Linked DNA regions of Mus musculus: regions 1, 3, 4, 5 and 6 are each linked to region 2. Evidence: chromatin loops called from intact Hi-C (ENCODE). Cell type or tissue: heart. All regions are shown on one strand. Region 1 has its middle 2.8 kb from the start of Cops7a. Region 2 overlaps Lag3 (lymphocyte-activation gene 3). Region 3 overlaps Ing4 (inhibitor of growth family, member 4). Region 4 holds the start of Zfp384 (zinc finger protein 384). Region 5 overlaps Lpar5 (lysophosphatidic acid receptor 5). Region 6 overlaps Zfp384 (zinc finger protein 384).

Region 1 (4,000 bases), 65 kb after region 2:
GAGAGACCCTATCTCCCAAATATCATGGTGGTACACACCTTTAATTAGGTGGATTTCTGAGTTGGATCATCCGCCACTAAATAGACCAGGTTTCAAAATGAAACAAAACAAAAATCCTTACAGAAACCATATAAGGAGGAAATTAAGGTAAAGCCAGGTTTACTGTTAGATGATTTGTAATCCTATCACTCAGTAGGCTGAGGCAGGAGAATTGGACCTTCAAGGGCTGAGTTCTGGAACTAACCTGTAGGACAAAGAAATATGGATAGGGTCCAAGTGCATACCTGTCTGATTCCGTCGCTTCCTTCGAGGGATGGTGGTGCATGCTTGTGGTCTAGCACTTGGGAGGCTAAGTCAGGAGTATCTTAGGCCCAAAGGCCATGTGAGCTGCATAGTTCCAGGCTGAGAGTGGGAGAGAGAGAAGAGTTAGAAAACAAGGCAATGAATGGGCTGGAGAGATGGCTCAGCAGTTTAGAACACTGGCTGCTCTTTCAGAGGTCCTGAGTTCAAATCCCAGCACCTACATGGTGGCTCAAAAATCATCTCTAATGAGAACTGGTGCCCCCTTCTGGTCTGCAGGCATGCATGCAGGCGGAACACTACACATAATAAATCATTTGCTTTCTGTCACCATGTGGAAACACCAGCCAAAGCCAAGGCTTTCACATCCTGATCACCGTCCATCCTGGTGGGAAGTCTGGGCAGAGCACGAGGGATGCGATGACTGACTTGCTCTCTAGGGCTCACACTAAACACCTTACACCTCCAGGACTACTTGCCTGGTAGTGTCACCCACAATGCACTGAGCCTCCCACACCAATCATTAATCAAGAAAATAACTACAGGGCTGCGGAGGTGACTCAGCATTTAAGAACATTTGTTGCTCTTGCAAAGGACCTGGTTCGATTCCCAGCTCCCACAGTAATCTAGCTTCGGGGCATTGAATGGGTTATTAGGCACCAGCGATGCACATGGTGCACGTGAGTATTTGCAGGCAAAACACTCAAAAACATAGTTTTTAGAAAAGAAAATAAGTCCATAGATCTACCTACAGGCAATATAATGGGCTCATTTTCTCAACTGAAGTTCCGCGTTTAAGATGACTCTAGCCTTTGTCAACTTGACCAGACATTTTTTTTTTCCTTTTTTTGAGACGGGATCTCACTATATAGCTATATATCATGGACTGTCCTGGAACTCACTGTGTAGAGTGAGCTATCCTCTAACTCACCAAAGGCTGCCTACCTCAGCCTTCCAGGTGTTGGGATTAAAGTTGTGCAACACCACACCTGAGTATAATCAAGATTTTTAAACCACTATTGATAGCTCACAGAGAGAAGCAGGAAGATCAACCAGAGACTATTACAGGTGTTCAGGTGAGCAATGAAGTTGACTTGGACCAAGCAGAAACAGTGGGAATGAGTTGTCGGACTTCAGTGAACATTATTTGCAAGTGGGTTAGATGCAAGGCATGAACAGAAGAGTTTTAAGAGTGACATCATAGGGGCTGGAGAGATGGTTCAGTGGTTACAAGCACTGGCTGTTCTTACAGAGGTCCTGGCTTCTGTTGCCAACACCCACAAAATGGCTCAACTGTCAAACTCCAATTCCAGAGGGTTCTGATGCCCTCTTCTGGTCTCCACGGGCACTGCATGTGATGTACACATACTTGAAGGAAAAAAAAAATAAACTTTATTAGTTTGTTTTTTATTACAGGGTTTCTCAACTGTTTTAAGACAGGTTTCCGGGTGGCTGTCCTGGCACTCAATCTGTAGACCAGGCTGGCCTGGAACGGACATAGATAAGCCTGTTTCTGCCTCTTGTGCTGAGACTAAATCTGTGTACTACCACACCCAACTTAAAGTCTTAAAAAGAAAATGACAAGTTGTGTATGGTGGCACATGCATTTAATCCCAGTACTCCAGGGAGGCAGAGGCAGGAGGATCTTTGTGAGTTCAGTGCCAACCTAGTCTACAGAGTGAGTTACAGGACAGTGAGAGCTACACAGAAACCATCTGTTGGGGGGCAGGGTGGGGGAAAGGAAGGAAGGAAGAAAGAAAATGATATTACAGCCAGGAGTAGTAGCATATGAGGGTCATGTGTTTAAGGCTAGCCTGGGTTACATAAGAAGATCCTTCCTTGGGAAAAAAATTGAGCAAAGGAAAATAACCTGAAGTTGTACAAAGCTCTTAAAGTGTACATCACAGGCTGGAAAGGTGGCTCAGCCATTAAAGGCTAGTCTGGTAACTAAAAAGGCAGAGTGCCAGTCATTTCAATTTCACATAACATTTCCAGAAAGTTCGAAAAGAAAGAATGCTTATTCTATGAGGCCAGAGCTATGTTTTGATAAAACCAGTCAAAGACAAAATGAGATTGGAAACTATAGGTCAGCATCACAAACTGACACTGAAATCATCAGCAAAATATTTGCAAACCAAATCCCAAAGTGTGGGAAACTGACTGTATCAGGACTCTCTTGAAGTCAGACACGATGGCTCATGTCTGTCACGCCAACATTTAAGATGTCAGAGCAGGATGATGGTTCTAAGTGCAAGCCCAGTGTAGGTTACAGCATGAGATGCAGTCTCAAACCCAAAGAAATAGAGAAGGCCAGATGTGTGTGTTACACTCCCGTTTGTATGTGTGTGGGCACATAGGTACTGCAATGCATGTGTACAGGTTAGATGACAACTTCAGTAGTTGGTTCTCTCCTTCCACCGTGTACGTCCTGGGTACTAGACTCATGTCATCAGGCCTTTACCCCCTGAGCCTTCTCACTGATCCCCAAGATGTTCCCAAAGAGGACCAAGATGTAAACACTAGCTTTATCAGATACCAAGACATGTACTGTGACTCACACAAGACCATAGATGCAGCTCTGTGCTATAGGCCACATGCTTAACTTAGGTCAGAACCTAGATTCAGTCTACAGTACAGAAAGAAGGCATAGTATTGATATACTTATAGACAGATGGGCCACTAGACCATAATAGCCCAGAAACAGACTCACACACATAAACAACTTGATTTGTGACTGCACCTTGGAGCAGGAAAGAAAGCATATACATTTTGCTGACTCTGAGAACTGGATATATATGAAGAAGGAGATAAGACTGATTCTTTACTGCTGGCCCTGGGGTCTGAGGGCTGAACAAATGGGGTGGTCTACAATCTGGTGCTGCAGACAACCTTATTTCAGATTCAGTGTATTTATATACATGAATGTAACGAAGCAATTATCCAGGAAAGGTTGGTTGAGTTCAGAAAAACATGGTCAGACAAACATGTAAATAAACACCAGTGAGCACACACAAAATATTAACAGTGCAGCCCTTTCCCAGAGCTTTCTCAGGACAGACCAACTTAAACACAATTGCCAGTCACATATTATAGATTATATCTGGGAAAGCATGAAAGTGAGGCAGGAGGCCATGTCCAGATCCAGGGAACACTAAGAACAGCACTCAGCAAGTCCTTTCACCAGACTGAGTGCCACAGCTATATTCTGAGAGGCAACAAGAATAAGCTTGTCTTGTAAGTTGAATGTAAATGTTTGTCACAGAAGGCACAAAATCGTGCCCAAGGACAATCCAGGGCACACAGTGAATCTGAGGTACAAGATATTTGGCCTTTTCCCCTGGTGCCTCTTTTCACAGCTCCCCAAGGTGTGGTTCAGCACGGTCATTCCTTTGACTGCTCTGATACCAGTACTACAGAGTAAACGTAAAAGGCTCGAGAGCAGATTACCTAGAATATATCCACGAATTCAAGACGGAGACATATTTAGTTCTGGTTTGAGGCAAGTCATCTCTACAGTCCTGCCTTACCTCTCTCGATCTCTTCCTCTGTGTTTGGGTTATAGTCTGGGATATAAACTAGGTGAGAAGTACTTAATACTCATTCTAACTGTAAGATGAAAAAATTGATACATTTGGCAACAGTTGTTCTTCAAAAGACAGGCCACCAGAAAGGGATATGGGTCAGTTGTAAGAGTGCTTGC
Region 2 (4,000 bases):
AACAAAAAAACAAAAACAAAAACAAAAAACAAAACACCCAAACAAACAGCCACTTGGGAACACAACTAGCGAATTAACCCAACTCGCAGAGATCTAACAAGGACACACACTGCAAGGAAGGGCTAGAAGTTATCCTGCTGGCAAGAGGGTGGGGCTCTGTATGAACTATGCACTGTTCAACACAAGCTGCCAACCCCTCTGTCTTGTGTTCTGTGCCACTGGCCTCACACATCTTCTATGAGAGACAGAAGACCAAGGTGGTCTTCTACTCTGCCTCTGTTCCCTTCATGAAAGAGTGTGGGGAAGTCCCTGCAGGAGCCTTGGTGAGCCTGTGACTTCTCTCACAAACCCAAAGGGCATGGGTTATTATCTAGTGCAAAGGAAAAAATGCCACCCACAAAACTTTCCAGGAAATCCTTGCCTTGTGAAAACATGGTGGCCTCCCCTGAGGCCATGGAAAGAAGGCCTGAGGCAGGGCCTCAGCAGAGGTCTCTGCAGAACACACTGTGCCTCAGTCAAAGGGGTAGGACCTGAGACCTTGCACTGTGATGAAGGTGGAGCCTGGACCCTTGCTGTTTGTCAGGGAGCTGTAGCTCTGCACAGGGGAGCAAATTAGTGACCCCAAGAGGAAGGGAGCCTGAAGGAGTCTCACGGTGGCATACACACAGCTGTGACAAACACCCTACACTGGTACCTGAGCATAAACAGGAGGTTGAAGATCTCCATCTCTATGGAGACAGAGGGGACAGAGACTTGGGGACAGAGAATGAAAAGTGACACCATTATTTTGTGCTGGGAGTCCCCAAAGCCTGAATACCCAGCCATTTAAGGCAATCTGATGTTCTGAGGTTTGGGGTTCAGGGCTGGGACTCTTGGGTTGTCACAGGTGGAAACCCAGTGGCCCTGGAAGAGGGATCAGAGACAGGCGCACTGTAAAGCAATATCCTAAAGGGTCTTTGGAAGTCACCTAACTTTTATACGGGTGCCGGGGAGCTGAACTCAGGTCCTCCGGCTTGCGAAGCATGTGCTGAGCCATCTCCTCATCATTATGATGATGGTGATGGTGATGATGGTGATGGTGATGGTGATGATGGTGATGGTGATGGTGATGATGGTGTGTGTGCATGGTGTTATATGTGAGTGGGTCCCATGGCATGCATGTTCAGAGAACAACGTTGTTGAACTGGTGGTTGCTTTCTTTCGCCTTTACCTGTATCCCAGGTGTCGGTGAATCAGGTCACCAAGCTTACGTGGCATGCCTCTTTACCCTCTGCTCCATCCCACTGGCCTAGTAATTAAAATAATGTTTGTTTTTGAGATAGGGTCTCTCTGTGTAGCCTTGGCTGTCGTAGAACTCACTAGGTTGATCAGGCTGGCCTCAAACTCACAGAGATCTTCCTGCCTCTACCTCCCGAGTGTTGGGAGCCCCTATGGCATGCCCCACCGTATAATTTATTTCCAAGTCAGGATCTGATGTCGCCTAAGCTGGCCTCAAACTTACTAAGTTGGTGACTTTTCCATGTGCTGGAATTACAAGCAGGCACCTCCATATTCAGTTTTTACTTTTAAAAGATGGGGGTCTCACTATGTTACCCATGTTTGTCCAGTACTCCTGGACCCAGGGGCATCCTCCTGCCTCCCGCTCCTGGCCATTGTCCCACTTAATAGATTAGAAAACAAATGTTTAAAGAGATTTGTAACATCCTCATCAACGGTAATAGAAAGAGAATCCAGGACTTAGGACTCTCACAGGCAATACACAGAAGTCCTGGTGGCTTGTTTTCCTCCCTGCCTATGGTCTTTGTTTACAGCCCTCTCCTTTGTCTTACTGGGATTATAACCTTGCCAGTACCAGGGCTGTATTTCCTGAAGCTTGTATTATTTAGTCCCTCTCCTGCGGGGTACATCAGACACGTGACAGATGCTGGGAGCACATTCGAGGCTGCACACCCAGAATGCATATGTAAATGAAGCACCTGCATCCTTGCTCCACCTAGCCTACTGCAGTGTTAGGCATCCTGGCTGTGGCAGTTGGTCCAGTGACCTCCTCTGGGGGCGTGGCGAGCGGTGACCACTAGGTGGCAGTGTGTTGTCATGCCTGGGGCCAGAAAAGTCACCCACGGATGACAAACATGGGGGATGGGGCAGAGGTAACAACGTCAGCTGGTTATCCAGAAAGATTAGGAGGCTCCCATCTTCTGGATTTCACATGGGTGGTGTGAGCCCGCGAGCGTGTGGTGTGTGTGTGTGTGTGTGTGCGCGCGCGCGTGCACGCGCGCGATCGCCTGCCAGTGCTTTCCTTCTCTGTAGCCAGGGGTCTGAGCACAAGTACTGAAGTGCAGCTGAGCTAGGTGTGGGCCAAAGGGACCGAATATAAAGGAGACCAGGAGAGTCAGCACAATGTGGGTACAAGATGGGGAAAGGATTACGGAGGTCAGAAGTGAGGGCTCTTTGGAGCTTTCAGGGGGCGGGGGGAAGGAGGCGGAGAGGAACGGATTACTTAACAGAAAGGGGACAACAGTGGAAGAAACAAAGAGGCAAGCAACAGAAAAGGGAATGAGGAGAAAGATTGGCTGGAGAAAGTAGGTTGGGAGGCTGAAGTGAGAGAAGGGAGCCCCTAGTGGCTGGGAGAAACAGGAACCTTTCCAGACCCAGACAAGAAAGACAGACTCCAGCTTGCTGATGCTGCTGACAGGGAGTTTATTCGGGCGGGCGGGCGGGCGGGCGGAGCTGCTGAGACCTGCTGGCTGCCTCGGCTCCAGGTCAGAGCTGCCTGGGCTCTGGCTCCAGCTGTGGCTCCGGCTCGGGCTCCGGCTCCTGTCCCATCTCCGTCTCCAGTTCTCGCTCCAGCTCCTCTATCTTCCTCTGAGCCGGAAATGGCTGAATCCCATGTTCTAAGGCAGAAAATCTTCTCAGTAGCAACTGTGGGGGGGAAAGACAGAAAGGACAATGGAGAACAAAGAAGATAATCACGGAGCTCCACTTCTGTCTTTCCAGGCTTCTCCATTTGGCCCAGGGCCGCCTTTCAGCACCTTTAAGCTTCCCAGCTACAAGGTGTTCCCAGTAGAGGGACTCTGGGAGCAAATTCCGAACCCAGTATGGTTCTCTTTCTTGCGGAAGGGGAAGCGGTCCCACACAGCACTCTGAGGTCTGTCTCACCTGTTTTCTCCACCAGTGAAAGCCAAAGGCCCCGGCCACCAAAAGGAACAGGGAGAGGGCACCAAGGATGAGAACGAGAACGAGATGGCCTCCTTTAAGGTCACCTGAGATTCTCCTAGCACTGTGGGCGCCTGTGAAGAAAGCACTGGGTTAGATCCGGGGTTGGAGATGGGAAAGGATACCTTGCTACACCCTCATCCATTACAGATACAATGAGGCCAGAGAGTTTAAGGGCCTTGTCCAGGATCATTCAGCTAACTAATGACAGAAATAGGTCAGGCCTAGAGAGCTGGAAGTCAGGTCCCCGATGGAAGGGGAGGGGGGGAGGAGGTGGGGTTAGGAGATAGGCGCGGGGTGGGGGTGGGGGTGGGGGGTGGGGTGGGGAGGCTTGGAAGGCTTCTGAGTTGGGATGCCAAACCTGAGCTAGACTCTGCGGCGTACACTGTCGCTCCAAGAAGCCTCTGGCCCTCGTACAGCTGACACTGCCATCGCTCAGCAAGGAGCCTGGCCTCCTGAATCTCCAGCACAGGGCCCGGGCAACTCCTGGACAGATTGTTCAGGGGACGCCACACAAATCTTTCCTTTCCAGATGCCGGGGTTACCTCACACAACAGCTTCCCCCGGGAGCCAGGTAACCCGAAGGATTTGGGAGTCACTGAAAAATCAGAGGGGAGAGATCTCATGGGAGCCTCGACCCCTTAGCTGTCATCAGTGTTACAATCCTCTCATTACCTAACCCTCACTGGGATCAGGCTGGGAAAACCTCAGGGGCAGAGGTCATAGGACACTGACCTTGAACTTCCTATGTAGCCAAGCATAACCTTGAACTCCTGATCCTCCT
Region 3 (4,000 bases), 140 kb after region 2:
ATTCAATCTGACAGTGAGATTATTCAGGAAAAAACTTCAGACAGTAAAAAAGACACTGAGCTCAAGAAAGCAGCATTTAAAGGATAAGATGTAGTGGTTCACGCCTTTAATTCCAGCACTCGGGAGGCAGAGGCAGGCGGATTTCTGAGTTCAAGGCCAGTCTAGTCTACAAAGTGAGTTCCAGGACAGCCAAGGCTACACAGAGAAACCCTGTCTCGGGAGAAAAAAAAATGTCGATGCTGGCAATACCAGAAGGCCTCTGACCTAGTATTCACTGCTAGGAGGAAGTAAGTTACTTGAACGAGAAGGTGGTGCCGACTGCCTCGGGAAAGATGAGTCATCTGATTTGGTAATCTGTTGTGACTAGTAATCCTAGTGAACTGCTGTCACAGACTTAAGAAGCCCCCTCTTGTTTTGTCTTTTCAGACAGTGTCTGATTTAGCCCAGGTTGACCTTGAACTCCAGGCCCTCCTTCTATCTCCACAGTGCTATTGATTATAAGCACCAAGCCATATTCAGTACAAACATTTTTTTACATTTGAGTTCGACTTACAGAAACACAAGTTTGGGTAGCACATACCTTTAATCCCAGCACTTGGAAAGATCTCTGAGTTTGAGACCAGCCTGGTATTATAAGGTGAGATCTCGGCCCGCCATGGCTACATAATGAAAGCCTGTCTTTATGTTTATATAGGAGATGACACTAGACCACTTGCCTAACAAGGGGCAGCCCCTGGGATTGAAGTTCAGTCTGCCCCACCACAGGGAGCGAGAGAGTGAGGTTAAGCTCTGTAGAGAAAATTTGCTTTTGTGGAGAAGCTTAACTAATAATACGTTTATTCAATTATTTATTTGACACTTTCTAAACATGAGGGGAATTTAAAATTTGATCCAGGCATGTGTCTCCTGGAAGGTTAGGGAGACATACCCAAAGTAACTATTAGTTATTTCGTTATGGTTGGATAAATACTAAAAATACTGGCTAGACTATCTCTTTTTTTTGTTTTTTTTTCATTTTGGTTTTTTTCGAGACAGGGTTTCTCTGTGTAGGCCTGGCTGTCCTGGAACTCTTTGTAGACCAGGCTGGCCTCGAACTCAGAAAACCGCCTGCCTCTGCCTCCCGAGTGTTGGGATGAAAGGCATGCGCCACCAAACCCGGCTCTAGCTAGACTATCTTGACAGCCTGTCTATGTAAGGCATTTGTCCGAGTCTGGGAAAGTCCGGTTCTGAAACTGCACTTTGAAGAATGAGAAGAAGTGGAGTGGGGGAAGCAGGTACTGTGTGGGTGGGATGAGGAAGCCAGGACTCCTGGAAAGTTGCTGACAAGTGTGAGGCGCTTAGAAGGCCAGTGTGTTATCAGAGAGAGCAAGAAGATGGCAAGGCTGAGTGAGCTAAGCCAGATAGGAAGTGTGGAACACAGCCTTAAGTTACTGGACGGTTACAGAACGCATGATGAGTGCTAAAGTTGAGAGCAAAGAAGATGGAGGTTGAAGCTAAAAGAGAGAAAGCTGGTTTATAGAATAAGGTCACCAAATAAGAAGAGGTTAGGAGGCTTGCAGAGACAGGAGGCTAGCTGAAAAAGAGGTTTCCCCTTTTGAGAAAGGGTGAATGAATCCTGTCACAAATAAATCCCTCATTTCAGGCTGGGCATGGAGCTCAGTTGGTAGAATGACTGCCTGGCATGCAAGGGCCCTGAGGTTTGATCCCCAACACTGTATACAGCTGGCATAGGACTATTAACACTGGACTATTAGGAGCCAACACATGACAAGAATCAGAATTTTATTGTTGGTCATCGTTGGCTACAAAGCAAGTTTGAGGCCAGCCTGGCCTACAGAGACCCTGTCCAAAAAAAAAAAAAAAAAAAAAAAACTTAAAAAAAGAAACAAACAAACAAAAGCAAGAAAAAACTCCAGTTTCAGATGAGGGGAAAACTGAATCACACTCCATTTTATATATATATGCATATATATTTTTTTTTAAGTTTTTTGTATTATTATACATAAGTACACTGTAGCTGTCTTCAGACGCACCAGAAGAGGGCATCAGATCTCATTAGGGATGGCTGTGAGCCACCATGTGGTTGCTGGGATTTGAACTCAGGACCTTTGGAAGAGCAGTCGGTGCTCTTAACCATTGAGCCATCTCTCCAGCCCCCCTTTTTTTTTTCAAAATACTGAATTGCACTTTAGAAAAGTATTTTTTTAAAGATTTATTTATTATATATATTTGAATATATATATATATTATTACTTATTATATGTAAGTACACTGTAGCTGTCTTCAGACACTCCAGAAGAGGGCGTCAGATCTTGTTACAGATGGTTGTGAGCCACCATGTGGTTGCTGGGATTTGAACTCCAGACCTTCGGAAGAGCAGTCGGGTGCTCTTACCCACTGAGCCATCTCACCAGCCCTAGAAAAGTATTTTAGTTAATTATTTTTTATTACCTATCCATCAATCATGGGAATGGGTATGTATGTGTGTGTATGCATGAATGCATGTCCCCTTGTAACTCAGAAACATTGTATCCCCAGAGCTGGAGCTATAGGGACTTGTAAGCCACTCAGTCTGGGTGCAGGGAACCAAACTCTGGACTCTGGAAGAACAGCCAGTGCTCCTGTCTGCCGAGCATCTCTGCAGCCCCTGAACTTTACTTTTGTCTATTTTCCTATTCTTTGTTTTGTCTTTTAAAACAATTATCTTATGTAACTAGGTGGCTCCAGATTCCCTATGTGGCCGAGCCTGACTTGAGTCATAATTCCCCTGCCTCTTCCTTTTGTTTCCAGCCTGAACTTCATTTTCAAAGGAGCCTTCAGTCGGCTAGGGTTGTAGATCAGGGGCAGCACGCTTGCCTAGCATACGCAAAGCCCTGGGTTCTATCCACAGCATCGCAGAAACAGTAAACAAAAGGTTAAATAGAAAGATGGCCGCAGCAAGCTGAGGTCTAGCTTAGTGGTAGAGCACTTGCCACAACTTAGGTGTACTGCAGTAACTATTTCTGTCTCTTCCCAGGTATTGAAAACCTCCCGTTTGAATTACAGAGAAACTTTCAGCTCATGAGGGACCTAGACCAAAGGACAGAGGGTACGTACAGAATAATAGGCTTTTCTTGATCACTGTGTGGTTTCCTGCTTTCTGCTACCGTACCATCTGGTGAACTGTGACTTACTTGGGGGAGGGAGGTGTGTATGCACGTATGTATGTATGTATGAATGTTCTGCCCATATGTATATCTATGTATCATGTGTGTGCCTGGTACACAGAGACCAGAAGACAGTATCAGATCTCCTGGAACTGGAGCTATAAAGATGGTTGTGAGCCACCATGTGGGTACTGGGCTCCAAACCCAGGTCCTCTGCAAGAAAACAGCCAGTGTTCTTAACCACTGAGCCATCTCTCCACCTTGACTTTCATGGACTCCTTAAAAGAAGATAATGGCCATCCTTTTCTACTTTTCCATATCAAATGAAGGATTGAGATAATACCTCAAGAATTCAGTGATGCTGAGCTGGCGAAACAGTTCAGTGGGTAAAGGTGTTTGCTACCAGGCCTGATGCCCTGAGTTTGATCCCCAGGACCCACACAGTAGAAGGAGAGAACCTCCCAGAAGTTGGTCCTGTGACCACAACCTGTGGGCCATTGTACACGTTCATCCACACACATACAAACTATGCACAAAATAAACAAGGTTCAGGGGTGTTACAGTTTTTGTACCTCTTTCCTCAAGACTAGAAGATACGAAGCCTAGACGTTGCTCCTGGTTTTGTTTTTTGCTTTTGCGTGAACGCAAGGTATGCCTCATTGCAGTGTTTGCTATCACCAAATCCACAGCACTTGAGGCTACATACGCCTGCATGGATGGCTGCTGGCAACTTTGCCAAGAAGCTATTACAAAGAAAGGGCAGGGCATGGTAGCATAGGCAGGTAGATCTTGGTGAGTTCGAGGCCAGCCTGTTGTACATATTGAGTTTCAGGCCAGCAAGGGCTATATGGTGG
Region 4 (4,000 bases), 110 kb after region 2:
TGCCACCAGGCACCTGCAGAACAAAGGAAATTACTAACAGTCACAGTCTTAAGAGAGGTAGGGGGTCTCAGAGCCTAGCAGATTAGTGAAGGTAGCAGATAGGATGTAAAGAAGGCATTTTTGAGCTGGGTGGTTGTGGCTCATGCCTTTAATCCCAGCACTTGGGAGGCAGATTTCTGAGTTCGAGGCTACCCTGGTCTACAGAGTGAGTTCCAGGACAGCCAGGGCTACACAGAGAAACTCTGTCTTGAAAAACCAAAACCAAATAATAATAATAATAAATTTTTTTAAATTAAAAAAAAGAAGGCATTTATGAAGTTAGTCCCATTGCCCCATCCTACCTTGGGGCTGTTACATGCTAGCAGTTTAGCAGCTTAGGGAAGGCCCGAGATAGAAGGAAGCTGAGCTCTACAGGGTCAGCATCTGTGACTTTACACATATATTATTTCAGTATGTGAATCAGATTCCTGACAATCTTTTTTTTTTTTTTAAATCTATGAGCTTTCTGTTTATTGTAAACGGGATTAAATAAAGTCAGTCATGGGTCAAGAGGAAGAACAAGAGACCAGTTGACAGGGAGTGAAGGTAGGAAAGGGAGATAAGGTAGACAGATAGAGACACATAGGAAGTCCTGACAATCTTAGTAGGGATTCAGATATATAAATTAATTAAAGTTAACAGTAAAAGCAATAGACTAAGAGATCTCAAAAATCCTACTACTTAGGAGGTGGAGGAAAGTGGATCAAGGGTTCAAGGCCAGTTTTAAATACACCAAAGTAAGCTCCGGTCTCGAAGACAGAGACATAGCTGGGTCACGGGAGGCAGAGGCAGACAGATGGGTCTCTGAGTTCAAGGGCAGCTTGGTCTGCAGGGAGAGTTTCAGGATAGCCAAGGCTACACACACACAAAAAAAACCCTGTCTCAAAAACAAACAAACAAACGACAAAAACACAGTAAATGCTATGAAAAATTAAAAAAACCCTTTGGGTTGCAGCAATCAGGGAGTTTCCTGCAATAGTTTATAATGTTCATTTACGTATCAAACGTTTACTGGAATGCTTAACAAATTCTGGGATCTGGTGATACCATCGGGAGCAATTCAAAGTCCTTGCCCTTATGGAGCTGGGCAACAACACCAGGTGAGCTGTAAACAACAGCAGGTACGCTGAATGTTGTACTTAGAATTAAAACCCGGTAAGAAGATAAGAGATGTGGGTGTTGGCAAAAAGAAAAGACCAAAGTGAAAAGAGTAACGGAGTGGTCAGAGGAAGACCGATTGAACTTTGATAGCACCGATCCCGAAACCTCAAACAACTATGGGCCTTCTTACCTTTCTTGAATATTCAAAGAAATTAGTTTCCCCCACTCTAGCTCAGCAAAAAGACATTCGGGAAGATCCAAGAAAAAAGGGTAACGTCCTACAACAACCTAGTCCATTAAGAAATGAGCTGTGACTCCCGTCTTTTTAAGATTCCGCATGGTCGGACTGGAGAGATGGCTCAGTGGTTAAGAGCATCGACTGCTCTGCCAGAGGTCCTGAGTTCAATTCCCAGCGATCATGGCTCACAACCATCTGTAATGGGATCCAATGCCCTCTCCTAGTGTGTCTGAAGACAGCTTCAGTGTACTCAAATAAATAAAAAAATAAATAAATCTTTGCCGGGCGTGGTGGCGCACGCCTTTAACCCCAGGCAGAGGCAGGGGGATTTTTGAGTTCGAGGCCAGCCTGGTCTACAAAGTGAGTTCCAGGCCAGCCAGGGCTATACAGAGAAACCCTGTCTCGAAAAATAAATCAAAAAGGATTCCGCATGGTGAAGAGTTGGCTCAGCTGGCCGCTCCTCCAGAGGACCGGAGGTTCGGTTCCCAGATCGCACACAGTGAAGCTGGAAGCAGGTAGCGGTAACTCCTGTACACACACGGCATGCATAGGCACAGATAAACGCACATAAAAGTAAAGCAAATCTAGAAAAAGAGGGGCGATCTAAACTGTCTTTAGTGTCTTGATGCATAATTCATGAACCCGTCTAGCTTCCATCCTCCCACTTCCCCAGAGGTCTCTTCCGGAAGCCCGGGAACGCTCTCCTGATGCTCAGCTTCAGCCCTTTAACACACGCTGCCTTCACGTCCGGTTTGGGCGTCACATCCACCGAGCGCTCCACCGGTCCCCGGGTAAGGAGCTACTTCCGCCCTTACGTGTCGTAACTTCTGCCCTCAAGATGTCCGAGCCCTAACAGCACCGGATGTGCTCGAGCGGCTCTCGGAAGTGACTCGGACTCTGACCTGTTTCCCCCCCCTTTCCTTTCCTGCTGCCGCCCTCCCCCCGCTACTTTCCTCCCCCCCCCCGTTTTCGTTTCCGGCTCTCCCGCCTTCTCCGAGAAACGACTGCACATTGAAGCTGTTGGGGGGGGTGGGGGGGGAGTGGGCGTGGAGGACTCGGGGTTCCCGGGAGCACGAGCCGCAGCACCACTTCCGGGTGAGTGTCCAGGAGGGCGGGGGCCCCCCCACACCTCGCCTCGCGCCCCCGCCCTGCGGGTGTCTCGCGCGCCGCCCGGCCGAGCGTCGGGGTCCGTCTGGCGCCTGCGGTGCATGCCGGCGAGCCCCGCCTCGCGGTTCCGAGCCCGCGCCCCGCGGGTCCTCCCGCTCCCTCGGCTCCTTCCTTCCCCGGTGACCGCCGCCCCTCCCGCGCGCTGGCTCTGGCGCTGGCGTCGCCGCCGCCGCCGCCGCCTGGTGAGTGTCGCGCCGCTGCAGTCGGTGCGCGCCGCTGCCCCTCGCTCCTCCCCCCCCCCCTTTACCTCGGGCGAGTGGGGAGGGGGGGGTCCACGATGGGACTGTGAGTGCGACTGTCCCGGAACCGGAAGTGGCGGCGGTGGAGGAGCGGGCGCTGAGGAGGAATGGGGGGGGTTTAGGGGGCGGGTGCCTGTCTAGTGGGTGGCAGAGTTCAGCTCCCTGGAGGGGTGAAGGAGGGACGTCCCAGAGACCGGTCTTTGAGGAAGGAGTGGGACTTGACATCGGGAGGAAGGACCGGGTTCGGTGTCTCGGGGGAGCGAAGGTTTTAGGGGGACAGCTGGGAGCCTCCAGTATATAGACCACTGAAGGTTGAAGGAAGTACTTCTTGGCACAAGGCCTTGGGTAGGAAGGGGGCGAAGTCCTAGCTGAAGTGTGTGTGTTGGGGGGTTGGGGGGGCGAGGCTAGAGGAAGTGGCTGGGCCCGAACTTGGCACTGTGCCTGACACAGGGCTAGGGCATCCCCCCTACCCTCAGCTTTGCTTTCTAAAGCCACTTCCCAGGAGCAGGGACCTTCCTTCACCTCTGACTCCTGGTTCCCTGTAGCCCTGGGGGGAACGAAGAATTAAGTGTCTGAGCCCAGGAGTGGAACCCAAATGCTGCTAATAGAATTCATCTTAGTTTTGGGGAACTGGCTTTATTTCCCTTATGTACACTTAGTGGGTGTCACTCAACGCCTGTGACTCTAGCCCTTCCATCCTTGGATTGTTGGTTGGGGAAGCTGTCCGCTTTCCAAATTGCTGACAGTCAACTTGTGAGGCTCTCCACAGTTCTCTGGTGGCCTTTACATACTGGCCTCTGTAACCTAGACAATTTTGTTTCCAGAAAGTTCAGGAGCCCTGGAAAGGAGAAGGAATAAGACGACAGGAGGAAGAGAGAGAGAGGGTAAGACAATCTTGGTTTAATGATTTGGGGAGAGATGGGGTCATCTCAAATGGTTTTTCTTTTTTTTTTTTCCTTTACAGTGTGATAGAATTATTGAAGTAACCAACACCAGCGCTTGCAGAGAGAGAGATAAAAGCCTTTTCTTATTGTTTCCCATAGTACCCAGGAGGTTTTTGTGTAAAAAATTGGTAGTTTCTTTGTTACCCTTTCATGGCCACTGGTACTCAACAGGAATAAAATGTGAAATACTCAGGTGAAGCCACTAAATGGGCTTACATTTTGTCAGAGATGTATTCTGCTGTGGAGACACAGGGACTCTGATTACAGTATAG
Region 5 (4,000 bases), 180 kb after region 2:
GTGACTTGGAATCACACCGGTGGTACATTCTCATTTTATAGGTGAGGAGATGGTTAGGTCACTCAAGCTGAATGTAGCTGGGTCTCTCTGAGCAAACCCAGCCCACAAGGGAGAAGGTGAATGGGATGAACCGGACTGGATGATATTGTCCTGGACTTGCGCTCTGAACTTTATTCCTTAGATAAGGTCGCAGACTCACTCCAGGCAGAGAGAGGAAGTGCTCTACCGCCTTCCCCAGTCAGACCTATTTGCGGTGAATGTTGTTAATTTTCCTCTAATGGAATGTGAAGCCGGTGGGTGGGACAAGGCCTTTGTTTTGATTCTGACTGTGGACAGGCTAGAACCTTCTAAGGAGTCAGTAAACATTTATGGGAAGGCAGGCAGGCGGATTATAAGAACAGCAATTGAAGCATCTTCATCGTAATGTCCAAACAATGTCTTTAAATATATGTGAACTCAAACACCTTCACACACACCTAGATAAGGAAAATGAAATTCAGAGCAAATCTTCTGAGGCCACAAAGGTAGGCAAGTGGCAAAGCCAAGACTCATGCATATAGCCTGCCGGGGACCCTTGACTGCATGCAGGACCTGGGCATGACAATGTAGGATAGAGAGGAACTATAAAATGCCTGCTTGTTATGGATGGTGAAAGATGGCCTGAAGAGCCTTTGAGGCCAAGAAAGGACTCAAGAGGCCAGTGGTCAGCCAAGTGTTTAGGCTACGGTTCTGTTTCTCATAGCTTTACTTTTGGCTTGCCTTCCCACTCCAGGTCTCCACTGCTGAAGAAGTTGCAGCACCAAGGGCTTCCAGCCTTGGCCAGTCATCTGCCCCTGAGGTCACAGCCCACGTGCCCATGTCTTGCTTCTGCTTGCCTGGGGACAGAGTCTGTATTGCCACCAGGCTACCACCCTGGAGGTGAAAGTCATGCTCTGACCTTGTTGTTCCCTACGATGCCTCAGACTAATTTCTCTTCCCACCTGGACATGATGTTTGCCAATTCTTCAGCCAACACGACTTCTACCAACAGCTCTGTGCTCCAGTGCCCTGACTATCGAGATACACATCGTTTGCATATGGTGGTCTACAGCCTGGTATTGGCGACTGGTCTCCCTCTCAACGCTCTGGCTCTCTGGGTCTTCCTGCGTGTACTGCGCGTACACTCAGTGGTGAGCGTGTACATGTGCAACCTGGCAGCCAGCGACTTGCTCTTCACCCTGTCACTTCCCCTGCGCCTCTCCTACTATGCACAGCACCACTGGCCTTTTCCAGGCTTCCTGTGCCAGACGTCGGGCGCCATCTTCCAGATGAACATGTACGGCAGCTGTCTCTTTCTGATGCTCATCAACGTGGACCGCTATGCGGCCATCGTGCACCCGCTGAGACTGCGCCACCTACGGCGGCCCCGTGTGGCACGGCGGCTCTGCCTGGGCGTGTGGGCTCTCATCCTGCTGTTCGCTGTGCCCGCCGCCCGCGTGCACAGCCCGTCCCACTGCACGTACAAGAACATCACTGTGCGCCTGTGCTTCGAGAGCTTCAGCGATGAACTGTGGAAGGGCAGGCTGCTGCCGCTCCTGCTGCTGGCCGAGATACTAGGCTTTCTGCTGCCCCTGGCGGCTGTCGTCTATTCGTCTGGCAGAGTCTTCTGGACACTGGCGAGGCCCGACGCCACTCAGAGCCAACGGCGACGGAAGACCGTGCGCCTCCTGCTGGCCAATCTCATCATCTTCCTGCTGTGCTTCGTGCCCTATAACTCCACGCTGGCTGTATATGGGTTGCTACGGGCCAACTTGGTGAAGAACAGTATTCAGGACCGCGATCAGGTGCGCGGGGTGCTGATGATAATGGTGCTGCTGGCCGGCGCCAACTGCGTGCTGGATCCACTGGTTTACTACTTCAGTGCCGAGGGTTTCCGTAACACCCTTCGCAACCTGGGCGCCCCGCTGAATACCAGGCCTTTGGCTACCAATGGGGCTGCAGGCGTGCTCACCGAACTACCCTCAGAAAGCACCCAAAACACTGGGCAGGATGCCACAAGTCAGGTTCTACTCCAGCCTGCCACTCTGGGTACACCCCCGGACAACTGCTCCCAGGATTCGGCTCTCTGAGAGGACGCAGTCTAAGTGAACGTAGACTTGTGCCTCCCTCAGAGGCTTAGGGTGTACATTTGAGGGAGGTGGGCTGGGTACTTGGACTTTGAAACAACTCCAGCTCTAGTGTGCAGAAGGGAACAAGTGTGTAAGCAAGGAAAAGAAGAGTGCCACTGCTGACAGCTTTAGCTTCTGATTATCACACAGAGAAACCCTGCTCCAGTATGTAGGAAGCCAAGCAGTGAGCATGCGCATGGCTAAGAGCTGGTACATGGAGCAGAAGAGAGATCTCCTAGGTCGTCAGTCTGAGAGCTAAAGATCTGGTGACCTTGGTGAATCAACTACACAGACGCTCATCTGTCATCTTCAAAAATAAAACTCTGGGCTGGTGGTGGAACCGAGAACCCACAGCCCGCACATGCTGGGCCAGTACATTCCCACTGTATTGTATCCCAGCCTTACCTGCTGGCTTTTGTGTTTACTCAAGGGTGATGGCCACTGTGTCACCAGCCCTGGCTTCCCTGTTCAGATGGGAGGTATAACACAAAGGTTTATTTGCTATGGACCAAATAGTTCTGACCCATTTCCCAACTTGTAACAATTTCGACTTGACACCTGGCATGTGGTGGCTGGGGCAGGGCAGAGCCATGCTTGGAGTCCCTCTCACTTGCTAGTTCTTGGTTCCTTTTCTAAGTCATCCTTTTCCCTTCTGCAGCTCTCGGGGCCTCTTCCATCCTGGATCTTTAATATTCAGTCTCACTTCCCTCTCTTTCCCACCCCGTTCCTTCTCCTCACCCCGCCCCCTTATATAGTACATAGCAGAGTCTGGCCTTGAACTCTTTTTGTTTTGTTCTGTTTTCAAGGCAAGAGTCCCACTATGTAGTTCTTGATGTCCTGGAACTCATTCTGTACACTAGGCTGGCCTTGAACTAACACACAGAGATCTGCTGGCCTCTGCCTCCTAAATGCTGGGATTAAAGCTGTCTGCCACTAAGACAGACTTTGGTCTTTTTGTTGTCTTTTTGTTTTGTTTTTGTTTTTTCAAGACTGGGTTGGGATTTGTCTGTGTAATAACCTGGTTATCCAGAAACTCACTGGTGTAGACCAGGCTGGCTTCAAACTCACAGAGGTCCACCTGCCTCTGCCTCTGCCTCCTGAGTGCTGAGAGTAGAGGTGCGCCCAGCATGCTGGTGAGCCTCCGGTTTCAGCATTTCATACATGCTGGGGTTACAAGCCCAGCTGCAGTCAGTATTTTATGAAATTTGTATCTTTTGAAAACCGCTCTCTCTACATGGCCACCACACTTTGCTTCTCTGTCTCTTAACTCATTCTCTCTATCCCCCATCCTGGGCCTCCTCCCTCTCCCTCCCTTCCCTCGATCCTCTCCTCCCTCCCCCTCCCTCTTCTCTTCCCTCTCCTCCTCTGACCTTTACCATTTTTGCAGTCAAACGTCAGTCCTCAAACTGTTTGGTCTCAAATCCCTTTGTGCAAGGAACGAGGGAGCCGACAGAGCTTTTGTTCTTTCCTTTTCTTATGATGCTCACCATGTTATTAATTAAAGCTGACATGTTTCTGAGACATGGAAATACAGAAGCACACATTCCATTTATCTGTGAGAGCGGGAATGTCATCACATTCCATGAAACCCCTGGAAGCTTCCCTCTACACCCGGGAGAGGATGAACACGGACGGACACGGGGCATGCTAGCATTTAAATATAGTCTTGACCTCAGGATTCCTCAAAGAGCCAGTCTCTGGATCACACTTTGAGATTGTTTATTCTAAGGTATTAGAGTTCACATCTAACTTCCTCTAGGTTGGCACTGATCACCCTGCTCATTGTGGTCCTTAAGGTTCTCTGGAGGACACAAATACTCAGGGCCAGGCGGAATGTTTCTGGAGAACCGTGT
Region 6 (4,000 bases), 130 kb after region 2:
TTTGGGAGCTTTTGGGTTCATTTTTATAGAATTAGAATACCTTCAAGATTATTTTGAGTAGAAACAAAAGGTGCTTAATTAAAAGCACCCACCTACCCTGTCCCTGGCAATAGCAGCAGCAGTTGTGGTTGTCATGACAACCATCTGACCATCGTCATGTCATTGTACCCTAGGATCTTTGAGACTGTTGCCAGACTTCTGTTTTCTGTTTTGAGACAGGCTCTCAGGCAGCCCAGGCTGGCTTGAACTCCTGCTTGTCTTGTCCCCCACTTCTTGGGTACTGGGACTATAGGCATGTGCCACTGTACCTAGCTTGCCATTCTGTTTTCAGTTAAGTTTTTCATATTCTTCTCTAATTAAAGCTTTGTTGAAGATTTCTTTCTGGTTTCTTAACACTGGGTCTCTCACTGTAGAGCAAGCTGGACTACAAGCCCATCATAGTCCTCAGTCTAGGATTACTTTCTTTTTATAATTAACTTTCATTCTCAAGGTGGTAGGATTTAAATTAAAATGTGTGTCGGAGCTGAGGCTACAATTCAGTAGTAGAGCACTTTCCTGGTATGTGGCAAGGCCTAGGTTTGAGCCCCAGCAATGTAAAAACATTTCTTTGTAAACAATGAACATGTTCTACCTGGACTGAGAAATTAGTTATCAAAGGAACTTCACAACATTAATTCAGTGTCATACAAGTAGCATTGTGTCCAGTTTCTGACCTCAGTCTTTGTAAAATGCTTGTATCATTATTGGCTCACCTATCATCAATACTGAGGCTGCTAGCAATAATGCTGTTTTATTAATAAATATTTAGCTTACCTTTGATGGTCATGGGTGCTTGCTGGCTCTCCTAGAAGCAAAAATTAATGTCATTTTAAAGATGAGATGATTGAGGTCTAGGCTATAGTGGGTAACCTATAACTGAATTCCATTGGACTAGGGCTCAGGTATCTAGACTCCTGTTGACTGTTTACTTTGGACCACGCTGATCTCTACTGTGGTGTTTGGATGTCTCAGTCACTGATAAACTAACCGGGAGTCAGGAGTTTGCTTCAGAGTTACAAAGTGTGTAGAGAATGAAGACTGGTTATCAAGTTACTAGGATTTTAGTGAACTCATTAATATAGAGGCCACAGCAAATGATACTATTTTCTCAAAGGGAACTTGTTCTTTCTAGTCTTGATCTTAGCTATTTTCAAAAATTACAAAATGAAAAGGACACAGGAATCATCCCATACCCTTTGATGTCCAATTTACAAAGATGGCTCAATTTGGAGAGAGGCCTCCTTATTTCATATTGTTGGCTGGTATGAAAGTAGGAAGGATCCACTGGTTCAGGTGACCAGCAAATGTGTACTCAGGTGCTGTGGATGTCATCTAGGAGGTCCAGTATTGGCTTTGTGTGTTAACAAAAGAAAAGGTTTAGCATAGCACAACATTGCTTTTCAATCCTTTTTTCTTGTTAAGACTTAAGGATTATAATCCACTTCTAACAGTGACCTTGGCCTGTTTCAGAACTGGCTCTCACTTGATTGGCTTGAGGCAAGGGCAAAAGATGAATGGAGCATCAGGGACATAGAGGCCGAGAAGGGCTGAGAAAGCCCCCCAAGTAACTCTGGTACTTCCCATCACCATTTCTTTAGCAGTTGCTAGGAGAAGGAAGCAGGGGAAATCCCTGAAGACAGTTATCGGAGATGGACGCTCTCATCTAGTCAGCTTTCCTTCAGTAGTGCACAGGAGAGTTGAATACTAAGCGGGAAATGGACATGGAGAAGGAATAGGAATTCATTGTAGAAATTTGGAAACTTAACTGGCCTAATAAAATCTTCATCAGAGGTTCTCAAACTGTGAGTCACCTCTCCTTTGGAGGTCAAACAACCCTTTCACAGGGGTCACTGAGACTATCGGAAAACACAGATAGTTACATTATGATTCATTACGGTAGCAAAGTTAAGGTTATGAAGGAGCAAAGAAATAATTTTGTGGTTGGGGGGGGTCACCACAACATGAGGGAGTGTATAAAAGGTCACAGCATTGGGAAGGTTGATCTGTAGTCACTCAGCTCATAATATTTTTCTGCTTCATTTTGTATACTTAGGGTATGTAGTCATTTACCAAACATTTATTGGGTATTTCTGAGTCCTGGGCACTGTGTCTGTCAGCTTAGGCAATAAAGAGAAATAAGAGGCTGGGCTTGGTGGCACATAGCTATTATAATTGCAGCATTTGGGAGGTAAGAAACAAGAGTATTATGAGTTCAAGGCCAGCTTGAGCTACATGAGACCCTTTCTTTAAATAGAAAAGAGAAAGTTTCTAGAGCTTCCCCGTGTAGTTGGAACAGGAGATGAGCTCAGCTAGGTGGGCTTCTCTGGGCAGGGCTGAGGGGCTCAGCAGCGCCTCCTGCTGGGCAGGCTCTAATGCTGGCAGGGCTGAGAGGCTCAGCAGCGCCTCCTGCTGGGCAGGCTCTAACATTGCGCTTGCTTGGCCAGGTGCCGGATGTGCTCCCTGACCTTCTACTCCAAGTCGGAGATGCAGATCCACTCCAAGTCACACACCGAGACCAAGCCCCACAAGTGCCCGCACTGCTCCAAGACCTTCGCCAACAGCTCCTACCTGGCCCAGCACATCCGGATCCACTCAGGGGCCAAGCCCTATAGTTGTAACTTCTGTGAGAAATCCTTCCGCCAGCTCTCACATCTGCAGCAGCACACCCGGTAAGGCTGCCTTACCCCTACCGAGGTACAAAACCTCCAAGGCCGTGAGGCCTGTGCCAACCGTTCTCTCCTTTGCCTTTTGAAATCTTACTTTTGTTATTTTCTGAAAATTAAACTCTGTATCCTAGCAGTGTGTATGGTGGGGGGGCCTTGAAAATTGTGATTTCCAATCCCCAGTTCTGGAACGATTTTTGTGGTTTCTTTCTGTGTCTGTTTGGAAATCTTCTACAGAGCAGACCCTGCTTTTACTATATGCTTCAGTTCAGAGCCATGGTGTGCATTCAACTTCAGGTCCATGGGGAACAGGCGGTATTGGCCTATGTTCAAATTGCTATTTGGAAACAGGGTAACTGTGGTGAGTGTGTAACCTTAGGAAAAGGCCGAGGGTTGACAAGACAGTGTTGTAAGGTTACCAAGAGCCATGGGTTACAGTCTTCATCATCTCACTGCCATTCTAGCACCGACTTGCAGTCAGCAGCAACCTAGACATGGGTGTCCTCTTCATTAGCCTCTGCAGCCGGAGCTTTATTGGGAGGAGGGAGGGGGTGCTCTCATCCGTCAAGCAACATCATTTCACCCAGCAGAGAGCTGAGCCCATGGTGTCGAACTGCTTCCTCCTCCCCCCTTCCCTCCTCTCCTCTCCGGCAGGATTCACTCCAAGATGCACACGGAGACCATCAAGCCCCACAAGTGCCCGCACTGCTCCAAGACCTTCGCCAACACCTCCTACCTGGCTCAGCACCTCCGTATCCACTCAGGGGCCAAGCCCTACAACTGCTCCTACTGCCAGAAGGCCTTCCGCCAGCTCTCCCACCTCCAGCAGCACACACGGTAAGGGAGAGGGGCGGGCTCTTGATCCCGCCCCGCTGGCATGCCCTCCCCACCCCCGCCCCGGAGACACACAACCACCCGCATGCGGGGGGGCGGGGGAGAGACCTGGCTGGAGGTGAGACCTGGCTGGAGGAGGCTATAACTGGCAACAGAGAGAAAAGAAGTGGATGCCAAGAGAGTCTTTCTGGAGCACACAGTGTATTGAAAAGACACAGTGATTGTGTGATACTTTCCTGATTGATTAAAGACAGACAAACTTGGAACAAAGATGACTGTTTCCTTCGTTTTCCTCCTTGAAAATACCAAGCACACTTCTTACCAGATTTCTTCTCTGGTGCCTCAGGGCACCAGTTATAAATGGAAGATATAATCAGATGTAAGCTGGCACCAGCTTGGATACACTCAACTACAGCAAGCAAGATTCCACGGGATGCCAAGAGAAGAGCACAAAAGGAAACATG

What was found. Peaks named below come from ENCODE experiments on the same cell type or tissue, not always from the same donor. Only the 100,000 strongest peaks of a DNase experiment are listed, where the experiment ranks them.
Region 1: it touches region 2 in a loop (6-fold over the local background); 7 of 42 quality-filtered maps call a loop at or near these places.
Region 3: it touches region 2 in a loop (9-fold over the local background); 8 of 42 quality-filtered maps call a loop at or near these places.
Region 4: a loop joins it to region 2, with 4 times the contacts of the local background. A loop is called at or near these places in 9 of 42 quality-filtered maps.
Region 5: it touches region 2 in a loop (7-fold over the local background); 15 of 42 quality-filtered maps call a loop at or near these places.
Region 6: it touches region 2 in a loop (2.6-fold over the local background); 8 of 42 quality-filtered maps call a loop at or near these places.

The regions. Positions count from the first base shown.
Region 1 is chr6:124,966,354-124,970,353 of GRCm38, forward strand. It overlaps a transcript of Cops7a not described here. Among named protein-coding and RNA genes, the nearest start is that of Cops7a, 2.8 kb to the left of the region's middle. In heart, CTCF peaks have their summits at 582 (motif pointing left) and 1,632 (motif pointing left); no DNase peak of the experiment used is centred here; H3K4me3 peaks cover 444 bases; H3K27ac peaks cover 59 bases.
Region 2 is chr6:124,901,679-124,905,678 of GRCm38, forward strand. It overlaps Lag3 (lymphocyte-activation gene 3), which reads right to left. Exons shown (of 8, transcript NM_008479.2): 6 at 3,578-3,814; 7 at 3,160-3,290; 8 at 2,681-2,922. The coding sequence ends at 2,764. Among named protein-coding and RNA genes, the nearest start is that of Lag3, 8.0 kb to the right of the region's middle. In heart, CTCF peaks have their summits at 2,054 (motif pointing right), 2,638 and 2,837; DNase peaks (open chromatin) are centred at 2,093, 2,633 and 3,713; H3K4me3 peaks cover 1,852 bases; H3K27ac peaks cover 2,022 bases.
Region 3 is chr6:125,040,938-125,044,937 of GRCm38, forward strand. It overlaps Ing4 (inhibitor of growth family, member 4), which reads left to right. Exons shown (of 8, transcript NM_133345.2): 2 at 3,017-3,088. All of the region lies in intron 1 of 4930557K07Rik (RIKEN cDNA 4930557K07 gene), which reads right to left. Among named protein-coding and RNA genes, the nearest start is that of Ing4, 3.1 kb to the left of the region's middle. In heart, a CTCF peak has its summit at 2,028 (motif pointing right); no DNase peak of the experiment used is centred here; H3K4me3 peaks cover 90 bases.
Region 4 is chr6:125,006,773-125,010,772 of GRCm38, forward strand. It overlaps Zfp384 (zinc finger protein 384), which reads left to right and starts at 2,466. Exons shown (of 12, transcript NM_001372420.1): 1 at 2,466-2,727; 2 at 3,609-3,668. It overlaps 4930557K07Rik (RIKEN cDNA 4930557K07 gene), which reads right to left. Exons shown (of 4, transcript NR_130997.1): 4 at 3,404-3,622. In heart, no CTCF peak of the experiment used is centred here; DNase peaks (open chromatin) are centred at 2,129 and 2,899; H3K4me3 peaks cover 2,665 bases; H3K27ac peaks cover 2,460 bases.
Region 5 is chr6:125,080,365-125,084,364 of GRCm38, forward strand. Lpar5 (lysophosphatidic acid receptor 5) reads left to right here. Exons shown (of 2, transcript NM_001163269.2): 2 at 773-3,680. The coding sequence starts at 990. The coding sequence ends at 2,108. Among named protein-coding and RNA genes, the nearest start is that of Chd4, 14 kb to the right of the region's middle. In heart, a CTCF peak has its summit at 1,641; a DNase peak (open chromatin) is centred at 1,627; H3K4me3 peaks cover 1,025 bases; H3K27ac peaks cover 1,353 bases.
Region 6 is chr6:125,028,315-125,032,314 of GRCm38, forward strand. Zfp384 (zinc finger protein 384) reads left to right here. Exons shown (of 12, transcript NM_001372420.1): 8 at 2,484-2,708; 9 at 3,357-3,539. 4930557K07Rik (RIKEN cDNA 4930557K07 gene) reads right to left here. Exons shown (of 4, transcript NR_130997.1): 2 at 814-844. Among named protein-coding and RNA genes, the nearest start is that of Ing4, 9.5 kb to the right of the region's middle. In heart, a CTCF peak has its summit at 2,415 (motif pointing left); no DNase peak of the experiment used is centred here.